2 separate regions of the Homo sapiens genome follow, and region 2 is linked to region 1. Evidence: read pairs that join two places in POLR2A ChIA-PET (ENCODE). Cell type or tissue: GM12878. All regions are shown on one strand.

Region 1 (5,000 bases):
TAAAAATACAAAAAATTAGCTGGGCATGGTGGCGGGTGCCTGTAATCCCAGCTACTCAGGAGGCTGAGGCAGGAGAATTGCTTGAACTTGGGAGGCAGAGGTTGTGGTGAGCCAGGATTACCCCACTGCACTCCAGCCTGGGCGATGGAGCGAGACTCTGTCTCAAAACAAACGTACAAAAAAGGAATGAAATACTGATATATGCTGCAATATGGATGAACCTTGAAAACATGCTAAATGAAAGAAGGCCACATATTTTATGAATCCATTTATATGAATTGCCCAGAATCGGAAAATCTGTGGAGACAGGAAATAGATTAGCGGTTGCCAGGGAGGAGGAGGGAGGATGGAGAGTGACTGCTCACAGGTACACGGATTGTTTGGGGTGATTTGGGAACTAGATGGTGGTGATGGTTGTACAACATTGTGAATGTACCGAAAACCACTGAATTATATACATTTTTAAATGGCTAAAATAGTGATTTATATATTGTATGAATTTTACCTCCGTAAAAATGGAAAAAAATCTAAAGTTATAATGACCGAATGAGACATACTGATTTTGTAACAAAAAGGCAAAAACAGAGCCGGTTACATTAGCACATGCTTGTAATCCCAGCTACTCAAAAGGCTGAGGCAGAAGGATCGCTTGAGCCCAGGAGTTCAAGTCCAGCCTGGGCAACATAGTGAGACCCCATTTATATTTAAATAAATAAAACCTTCTTTTTTTTTTTTTTTGAGACAGAGTCTCACTCTGTTGCCCAGGCTGGAGTGCAGTGGCACCATCTCCGCTCACTGCAACCTCTGGTTCCCAGGTTCAAGTGAGTATTGTGCCTCAGCCTCCCAAGTAAGTGGGACTATAGGCGTGCACCACCATGCCTGGCTAATTTTTCATATTTTTAGTAGAGATGGGGGTTTCACCATGTTGGCCAGGCTGGTCTCGAGCTCCTAAGCTCAGGCAACCGCTCACCTAAGCCTCCCAAATTGCTAGGATCACAGATGTGAGCCACCATGCCTAGCCAATAAAACATTTTTAAATAGCCAAAACACAGGCAGAGTGCGGTGGCTCACACCTATAATCCCAGCACTTTGGGAGGCCGAGGCAGGCAGATTTCTTGAGCCCAGGAGTTCGAGCCCAGCCTGGGCAACCTGGGCAACATAGGGAAACTCCATCTCTACAAAAAATGCAAAAATTAGCCAGGCGTGGTGGCATGTGCCCGTAGTCCCAACTACTTGGGAGGCTGAGGTGGGAGGATCGCTTGAGCCTGGGAGGCGGAGGTTGCAGTGAGCTGAGATCGCGCCATTGCACTCCAGCCTGGGTGACAGAGAGAGACCTTGTCTCTAAAAATTAACTAGTTAATTAATTAATGTTTGAAAAAAAGCCCAAACACAAACTTGGCATCTGGGGAGATGCAGAGTTGGGGGTGGGCAGTAATGACCTCTGCCTTTCAGAACTACTCCCGAGAACTTTCCCCTCCTCCCAAAGAAAAATAAGAAGAAACACCCGGTCTTGCCTTTCCAAGCTGCTGGACTGATTTGAATTCAAATTGACTGTGACCCTCCATTTGATCCCTATACTTCCACCTGCTCACCTGCCACCTGGGGTGGCCCAGCTCCTGGATATTCCACCAGAACGCCCAGCTGGGGTTGCTGTCCACACTCCTCAGGCAGAGACACTGTTGTCATGGACATGCAAAACCCATCTGGAATTGACTGCCTTGGGCATTCCCTCTGACAGCAAGGACTGAGCAGATCCGTTTGGACTGGTCTGGCAACTTTAGGGCTGGAGGCCCAGGCTGGAACACCACACTGGGGCCCCTGAACCTCTTATGAATGCACCTCCTGCCTGGGGTTCCCTAAAAACTGTAAACTCTCTGTCTCCAGGGGGCACCACGTGTGCCCTCTGGGATTGTACTTTTCTGTATTTTTTTTTTTTTTTTTTTTTGGAGACACCCAGGCTAGAGTCCAGTGGTATGATCTCAGCTCACTGCAGCTTCGAATTCCTGGCCTCAAGTGATCCTCCCACCTCAGCCTCCCAAGGAGCTGTGACTATAGGCGCACACCACCATGCCTTTTTTGCATCTTTTGTAGAGATGGGGTTTCTCTATGTTGCCCAGGCTGGTCTTGAACTCCTGGGCTCAAGTGATCTTCCCGCCTTACCCTCCCAAAGTACTGGGATTATAGGCATGAGCCACAGCACCTGGCCTGGGATTATATTTCGTGTGTGTGTTGTCCCCTGATTATTAGGACACTGTCTCAGCCCTGAACACTGTTCAGATCAGCTTCAACTTACTGGTCAGCTGTACTTGCTGTGCCTGAGTCAATGTCTTGAACCACATAAAACAATTCATACAGAAACAAGGAGGAAGCCACTTGGCTTTCGAAGATAGATCTCTGTGGTTAGCGGGATGTGCTTTTTTTTCTTTTTTCTTTTTCTTTTTTTGAGAAGGAGTTTCGCTCTTGTTGCCCAGGCTGGTGTTCAGTGGCGTGATCTAGGCTCACCGCAACCTCTGCTTCCCGGGTTCAAGCGACTCTCCTACCTCAGCCTCTCGAATAGCTGGGATTACAGGCATGCACCACCACGCCAGGCTAATTTTTTGTATTTTTAGTAGAGACGGGGTTTCTCCATGTTGGTTGGGCTGGTCTCGAACTCCCAACCTCAGGTGATCCACCTACCTTGGCCTCCCAAAGTGCTGGGATTACAGGAGTAGGCCACCTTGCCTGGCCAATTTTTGTATTTTCAGTAAAGACGGGTTTTTCACCATGTTTGCCAGGCTGGTCTTGAACTCCTGACCTCAAGTGATCCGCCCACCTCGGCAGCCTCAAGTGCTAAGATTACAGGCATGAACCACCACTCCTGGCCAGGCCAGTTTTACTTTGCACAGTGTCTCTCCATTTGCTTTTGTCTGATGTTTCTTTATAATTAGATTCAGATTATAACATCTTTGGCAAGAATATCACCAAAGAGACTTTTCTGTGTGTCCCCACTGCATTTTTCATGTGCTGCACAATTTCAATTTGTCCCAGTATTGATGACATTTCACCTTGATCACTTGATTTAAAGTGGTGTCAGCCAACCTTCACTGTCAAGTTACTTTCCTCTTTGTAATTAGTGTTTCATAAGTTCTTTAAAACACTGTAAATATCCCATTCTTCATCAACCTTTGGATTCATTCATTTATCTACATATATCAGTATTGACTTGTGGTTTCCTATTTTATTCAGTGGGCTACAATGTTACTCTCTGTATCCATTGGCTTGGGCTCCCGTAACAAAATTCACAGACTTGGGGGCTTCAACAACAGAAATTTACTTCTCACAGTTCTAGAAGCTGGAAGTCCAAGATCAAGGTGTTGGCATAGCCGGGCGTGGTGGCTCATGCCTGTAATCCCAACACTTTGAGAGGCGGAGGTGGGCGATCACTTGAGGTCAGGAGTTTGAGACTAGCCTGGCCAACATGGTGAAACCCCGACTCTACTAAAAATACAAAAAAATGAGATGGGCATGGTGGCTCATGCTGTAATCCCAGCTACTTGGGAGGCTGAGGCATGGGAATCACTTGAACCTGGAAGGCAGAAGTTGCAGTGAGCCAAGATCACGCCACTGTATTCCAGCCTCAGCCTGGAGGACACGAGACTCTGTCAAAAAAAAAAAAAAAAAAAGGTGTTGGCAGGTTGATGTCTTTTTTGGTTTTTGTTTCTTTTGAGTGTCATGCTCTATCACCCACGCTGGAGTGCACTGGTGCGACAATAGCTCACTGCGGCCTCAACCTCCCGGGCTCCCTGGGCTCAAGCCATCCTCCTGCCTCAGCCTCCCAGAGTAGCCGGGACTACAAGGCGTGCACCACCACGCCCGGCTAATTTTTAAAATTTTTTTGTAGAGATGGGATCTCTCTTTGTTGCCCGGGCTGGTCTAGAATTCCTGGGTTCAAGTGATCCTGCTACGTCAGCCATGAGCCACGGTGCCCAGCCTGGCAGGCTTGGTTTCTCTTAATGCCTCTCCTTGGCTTGCAGATGGCCACCTTCTGGCTGTGTCCTCTCTCTCATGGCCTTTCCTTTGTGGGCACACATCCTTGTTCTCTCCTTCTTCTTATAAAGACATAGCATAATTGGCCGGGTGCTGTGGCTCACGCCTGTAATCCCAGCATTTTGGGAGGCCAGGGTGGGCAGATCACCTGAGGTCAGGAGTTCAAGACCATCCTGGCCAACGTGGCAAAACCCTGTCTCTACTTAAAAAAACAAAAATTATCCAGGCATGGTGGCGCATGCCGGTAGCCCCAGCTACTCAGGGAGTGAGGTGGGAGGATCGTTTGAGCCCAAGAGGCGGAGGTTGCGGTGAGCCAAGATCAAACCACTGCACTCCAGCCTGGGTGATGGAGCTAGATTCCATCTCAGAAAAAAAAAAAAAAAAAACCCAAAGCATAATGGGGTAGGGCTCCACCCTCATGACCTCATGTGATCTTAATTACCTCTCTAAAGACGCTGTCTCTAAATACAGTCACTCTAGAGATTAGGATTCAACATATGAATCTGGGGACAGAGACACAATTCCGTTCATCACACTCTTCTTATTCATTTTGGTTCTAAAATTAGCCGGGAGTGGTGGCTCATGCGTCTAATCCCAGCAGTTTGGGAGGCCGAGGAGGGCAGATCACCTGAGGTCAGGAGTTCTAGACCAGCCTGGCAAAGATGGTGAAACCCTGTCTCTACAAAAATACAAAAATTAGCTGGGCATGATGGCGGATGCCTGTAATCCCAGCCACTCGGGAGGCTGAGGTGGGAGAATTGCTTGAACCCAGGAGGCGGAGGTTGCAGTGAGCCAAGATCGCGCTATTGTGCTCCAGCCTGGGTGACAGAGGGAGACTCCATCTCAAAAAAAAAAATAAATAAATAAATAAAATTGCCCCAGATTTGGCCATTGAGAGATCCTTCAGGCTGATTCCTATGTCATTTTAATATGCCCTCATCATTCCTCAAGCACTTCCTTACTTTTCCGGCACA
Region 2 (5,000 bases), 59 kb after region 1:
AGGGGATGCAGAACAGGACAGGGGCCAGGCGCGGTGGGAATGGCAACGCTTTGGGAGGCCAAGGCAGGAGGATCGCTTAAGCCCAAGGAGTTCAAGGCTGCAGTGAGCTATGATCGTGCCATTGCACTACAGCCTGCGTGACAGAGACCTTGTCTCAAAAAAAAAAAAAAATGGTGGGGTGCAGTAGCTCACGCCTGTAATCCCAGCATTTTGGGAGTCTATGGTGGGAGGATCGCTTGAGGCCAGGAGTTTGAGACCAGCCTGAACAACAAAGTGAGACTCTGTCTCTAAAAAATTTAAAAATTAGTCCAGGCGCAGTGGCTCACGCCTGTAATCCCAGCACTTTGGGAGGCCCGAGGGGGCAGATCACTTGAGGTCAGGAGTTCAAGACCAGCCTGACCAACATGGTGAAACCCCATCTCTACTAAAATACAAAATTAGCCAGGTGTGGTGGTGCACGCCTGTAATCCCAGCTACTTGGGAGGCTGAGGCAGGAAAATTGCTTGAACCTGGGAGGCGGAGGTTACAGTGGGCTGAGATCATGCCATTGCACTCCAGCCTGGGCAGCAAGATTGAAACTCCATCTCAAAAAAAAATTAAAAAATTAAATTAGCCAGGCGTGGTGGCATGCACCTGTGGTCCTAGCTACTCTGGAGGCTGATGTGGGAGGATCGCTTGAGCCCAGGAGTTTGAGGCTGCAGTGAGCTATGATGGAGCCACTGCACTCCAGCCTGGGCGACAGAGTGAGACCCTGTCTCTCACACACACAATGAAGAGCAGGACTGAAGGAGAAAGAGCAAGTAAGGGTGGCTGAAGAGAAGCTGAGTGGATGGGCACCGCTGAGAGTCACAGTTGTGGGGTAGGACCAGGAATACAGAATAATGGGAGGAGGAGTCGGTAGGAGAAACCAGGGAGGATTGGAGCACAAGAGGGAGAGGCTGGTGGACAGCACAAGCTGGCTGGTTGCGGGGTCTCTTCTGGGCAGGCTGGCAGGTGAACCATATGTTCAACTCTTGTTTTCCCACAGAGGGCTTCAGAGGCTGGGAGGTGGAGCATGGCGGGAACGGCTGGGCCATAGAAAAGAACCTAACACCGGTGCCTGGGGCTCCTTCGCAGACCTGCTTCGTGACCTCTTTCGAGTGAGTGGCCCAAGTGAGAGGCCCCGATCCCTGGGGCAAAGGCCCCAAAGAAAGGGACCCTACCCCCCACACTGTCCTCATCGTCACCTTCACCCTCTCCTTCCCCCATTTATTTATTCATTGATTCATTCCATCAATCAACAAATACTTGTTGAGGGTACTGTTTCATATGCCAGGGATACAAGGAAAGATCAGGAAGGTTAGCAACCACAGGCAGCAATGCTCTGTGCATCATCGCCTGCAGTTTGTGAGACAACAGCAAGACAGCTTTGATCTAAAGACAGGGTTTTGGGCCGGGCACGGTGGCTCTCGCCTGTAATCCCAGCACTTTGAGAGCCCGAGGTGGGCAGATCACTTTAGGTCAGGAGTGCGAGACCAGCCTGGCCAACAGGGGGAAACCCCGTCTCTACTAAAAAGACAAAAATTAGCTGGACGTGGAGGCTGAGGCAGGAGAATCGCTTGAACCCAGGAGGCAAATGTTGCAGTGAGCCGAGATTGCACCACTGCACTCCAGCCTGGGCGACAGAATGAGACTCTGTCTCAAAAAAAAAAAAAAAGGGAACATGGCAGATTAGCACCCAAGATGGAGTCGCTTTTGCCTCCACAAGGAGTTACTCTATACTAGACACTTTACATATAATTCTGGCAACAACCCTGTGACATAGATACTATTATTGCCCCCACTTTATAACAGGAAACTGAAGGCCGGGCACGGTGGCTCATAGCTGTAATCCCAGCACTTTGGGAGGCCGAAGTGGGAGGATCTCTTGAGCCCAGGAGTTTGAGGTTGCAGTGAGCCTAGGATCATGCCACTGCACTCCAGCCTGGCAACAGAATAAGACCTTGACTCAAAAGAAAAGAAAAAATGAGAATCTGTTCTCCATGGAATGATGGTGCCACCTCTACAGTTTATGAAGTTTCTGTGTATACCTACGTCTGTCCCTGGCACTCTGTTTTTTTTGTTTTTGTTTTTGTTTTTTGAGATAGAGTCTCATTTTGTTGCCCAGTCTAGAGTGCAGTGGCGCAATCTTGGCTCACTGCAGCCTCTGCCTCCCTGGGTTCCAATGATTCTCCTGCCTCAGCCTCCCGAATAGCTGTGACTACAGAGGTGCGCCACCATGCCTGGCTAATTTTTGTATTTTTTGTAGAGAAGAGGTTTCACCATATTGACCAGGCTCGTCTCTAACTCCCGACCTCCGGTGATCCGCCTGCCTCGGGCTCTCAAAGTGCTGGGATTACAGGTCTAAGCCACCGCGCTCAGCCGGTTCCTGGCACTTTGTTCTATTCCATTGCTCAACTTACCCATCCTTCCACCAATACTGCACAATTTATGTTATTATGGCACATTCTAGTTTGAGGAGAAGGACTGTTTACAAAGTTGTAGGCAGGAGCCCCTGAGCTAGTAACAGTTAGGAAAGGAACGTTACCACCCCTAGACTGCTAGAGGTGAGGGGAGGAAACAGTTACTGGAAAATGAGGAGAGAGTGCCATGGAGATTTGCTTTTTCCTTGGGGGACAAGGCAGTCCCTTGAGAAGGACCTAAGAGGATAAATACCCTGATTTTAGTCACCTCTTTCACTTCCATCCCCTGCCGGAGCATCCCATTGGCTGATCCAACAGGAAGCAATGGGTGACAGAGACAAGGCTGTCCAGCTTTAGACCCGGGGCCCTCACACTTTAGGAGGCCACAGAGCTCCCCGCTCACATGTCTAGTATGTGGCCTTCATTTGTAGTCATGTCCTGTCCCACAAAGATGAGGGTCAGGCTTTCATAGAGGTCAGCTGCCTGGAGCCCGCAGCAGGGTGGAGAATGGCAAAGGGACTCCAAGAGGCCAAGGAGAGATGTATAGCCCATCATGCATCTTCAGGTCTGCTAGAGCAAACCCTGAGGGCTGCTTTAGAGAGGGTTATCAAGGGAGACTTCTTGGAGGAGGTGGCTTCTGACTGTGACTTGAATGCCAGGACTGTTTGCCCTGCCCCCTGCCATCTCTCCTTCCCAGATGGTGCTCCAAGAGGCAGCTTGTGGACCTGGTGATGGAAGGGGTGTGGCAGGAGCTGCTGGACAGCGCCCAGATTGAGATCTGTGTGGCTGACTGGTGAGTGAGGAGCGGCACCCTGCCCCAGAGCAGCAGCAGGCTTGGCAGCGGCTCTGCAACAGGGGCTCATTTCCCGCCCCATCAACCCCACGGGTAGCGGCTGTCACTGTGCACCCTTTGTGATGAGGCTGAGAGGGGAAGTGATGCAGAGCCGGGGAAGGTAGAGCTTTGGAGAAGCCAGAGCCCCCACTCTGCACTCCTGCCCACCCTCATCCCAGCAGGCTGGGGTGGTCCACAGGGGGCCACTGACTGGCTTGATACCCCTCTGAAACGAGACACCTCCCCTGACCACCTTGTGGATGCCCAGGGTCTCTGAAGGGGTGGGAGCATGGTGCCCTGTGAGCTGAGGCTCAGGGAGCATAGTTGGGACAGGACTGGCTTCAGAGCCTACAGGCTTAGGATGAATGCCTTCTTCCCAAAACACCCAGGTTCTGCCCCAAAGCATTCCAGCTCCTCCTTCAGGCTGTGGCTCTTCCATAGAAAATCTGGTCTCTTCCCTGGGGCTCTGGCTCTTCCCTGAAGTCATCAGGCACCTGCCCTGCATTGTGGTTCTTCCCCAGAGCATCCTTTCCCGTCCCCCAACTACCTACCCAAAAGCCTCCAGAATCAACCGCAGGACCACCCAGGCTCCTCCCCCAGGACCACCCAGGCTCCTCCCCTGCTCTGGCTCCACCCCAGGACCACCCAGACTCCTCCCCCAGGCTCTGGCTCCACCCCAGGGTCACCCAGGCTTCTCCTCCAGGTTCTGGTTCCACCCCAGGACCACCCAGGCTCCTCCCCCAGGACCACCCAGGCCCCTCCCCCAGGCTCTGGTTCCACCCCAGGACCACCCAGGCTCCTCCCCCAGGACCACCCAGGCTCCTCCCCTGCTCTGGCTCCACCCCAGGACCACCCAGACTCCTCCCCCAGGACCACCCAGGCCCCTCCCCGAGGCTCTGGCTCCACCCCAGGACCACCCAGATTCCTCCCCCAGGACCACCCAGGCCCCTCCCCCAGGCTCTGGCTCCACTCCAGGACCACCCAGACTCCTCCCCCAGGACCACCCAGGACCCTCCCCCAGGCTCTGGCTCCACCCCAGGGTCACCCAGGCTCCTCCCCCAGGCTCTGGCTCCACCCCAGGACCACCCAGGCTCCTCCCCCAGGCTCTGGCTCCTCCCCAGGACCACCCAGGCTCCTCCGCCAGGCTCTGGTTCCACCCCAGAACCACCAAGGCTCCTCCCCTAGAGGTTCCCAGGCCAGGACGTCTCCAAATGTGGTCCAGATGTGCAGGACCTTCATCAAGATGGAGCCAGCCCTCAGCCTCCCGCCCCGAAACCCAGAGAGCTGGCTGGGTGACGGGGGCATAGAGGCTGACTGCTGCCTGGCAGGTGGGGCGCTCGAGAGAACTGCGGCTGCGTCTACCAGCTCCGGGTCCGCCTTCTGGATGTGTATGAAAAGGAAGTGGTCAAGTTCTCAGCCTCACCTGACCCGGTCCTTCAGTGGACTGAGAGGGGCTGCCGACAGGTGGGTCCAGACTAGCTTCCAGCTCCCCCCGACCCGCTAAAGGCACACACGCCCAGCCTCTCGTCTGCTCGGTTTCCCTTCTGTCACTCCTGGATATCTATAATCATAACAGCTAAGAAGTATCGAGCCCTTCTTACATCCCAAGCCCTGTGTCAAGACGCTTACATATCGATTCATTTCATTAGCAAAACCCCTTAATGTTCAACAAACACTGATTGAGCACCTACTGTGTGCTGGGCACCACTCTATGTGCTGGAAATGCA

Evidence for each region. Peaks named below come from ENCODE experiments on the same cell type or tissue, not always from the same donor. Only the 100,000 strongest peaks of a DNase experiment are listed, where the experiment ranks them.
Region 2: POLR2A ChIA-PET joins it to region 1 with 8 read pairs; 4 of 35 experiments call an interaction of 5 or more read pairs at or near these places.

The regions. Positions count from the first base shown.
Region 1 is chr19:39,004,003-39,009,002 of GRCh38, reverse strand. It overlaps a transcript of FBXO27 not described here. Among named protein-coding and RNA genes, the nearest start is that of FBXO27, 26 kb to the left of the region's middle. RefSeq lists an enhancer at 2,354-2,523. In GM12878, no CTCF peak of the experiment used is centred here; a DNase peak (open chromatin) is centred at 2,352; H3K4me3 peaks cover 299 bases; H3K27ac peaks cover 968 bases.
Region 2 is chr19:38,944,706-38,949,705 of GRCh38, reverse strand. It overlaps FBXO17 (F-box protein 17), which reads left to right. Exons shown (of 6, transcript NM_024907.7): 3 at 1,028-1,139; 4 at 3,139-3,234; 5 at 4,602-4,737. Among named protein-coding and RNA genes, the nearest start is that of MRPS12, 16 kb to the right of the region's middle. In GM12878, no CTCF peak of the experiment used is centred here; no DNase peak of the experiment used is centred here.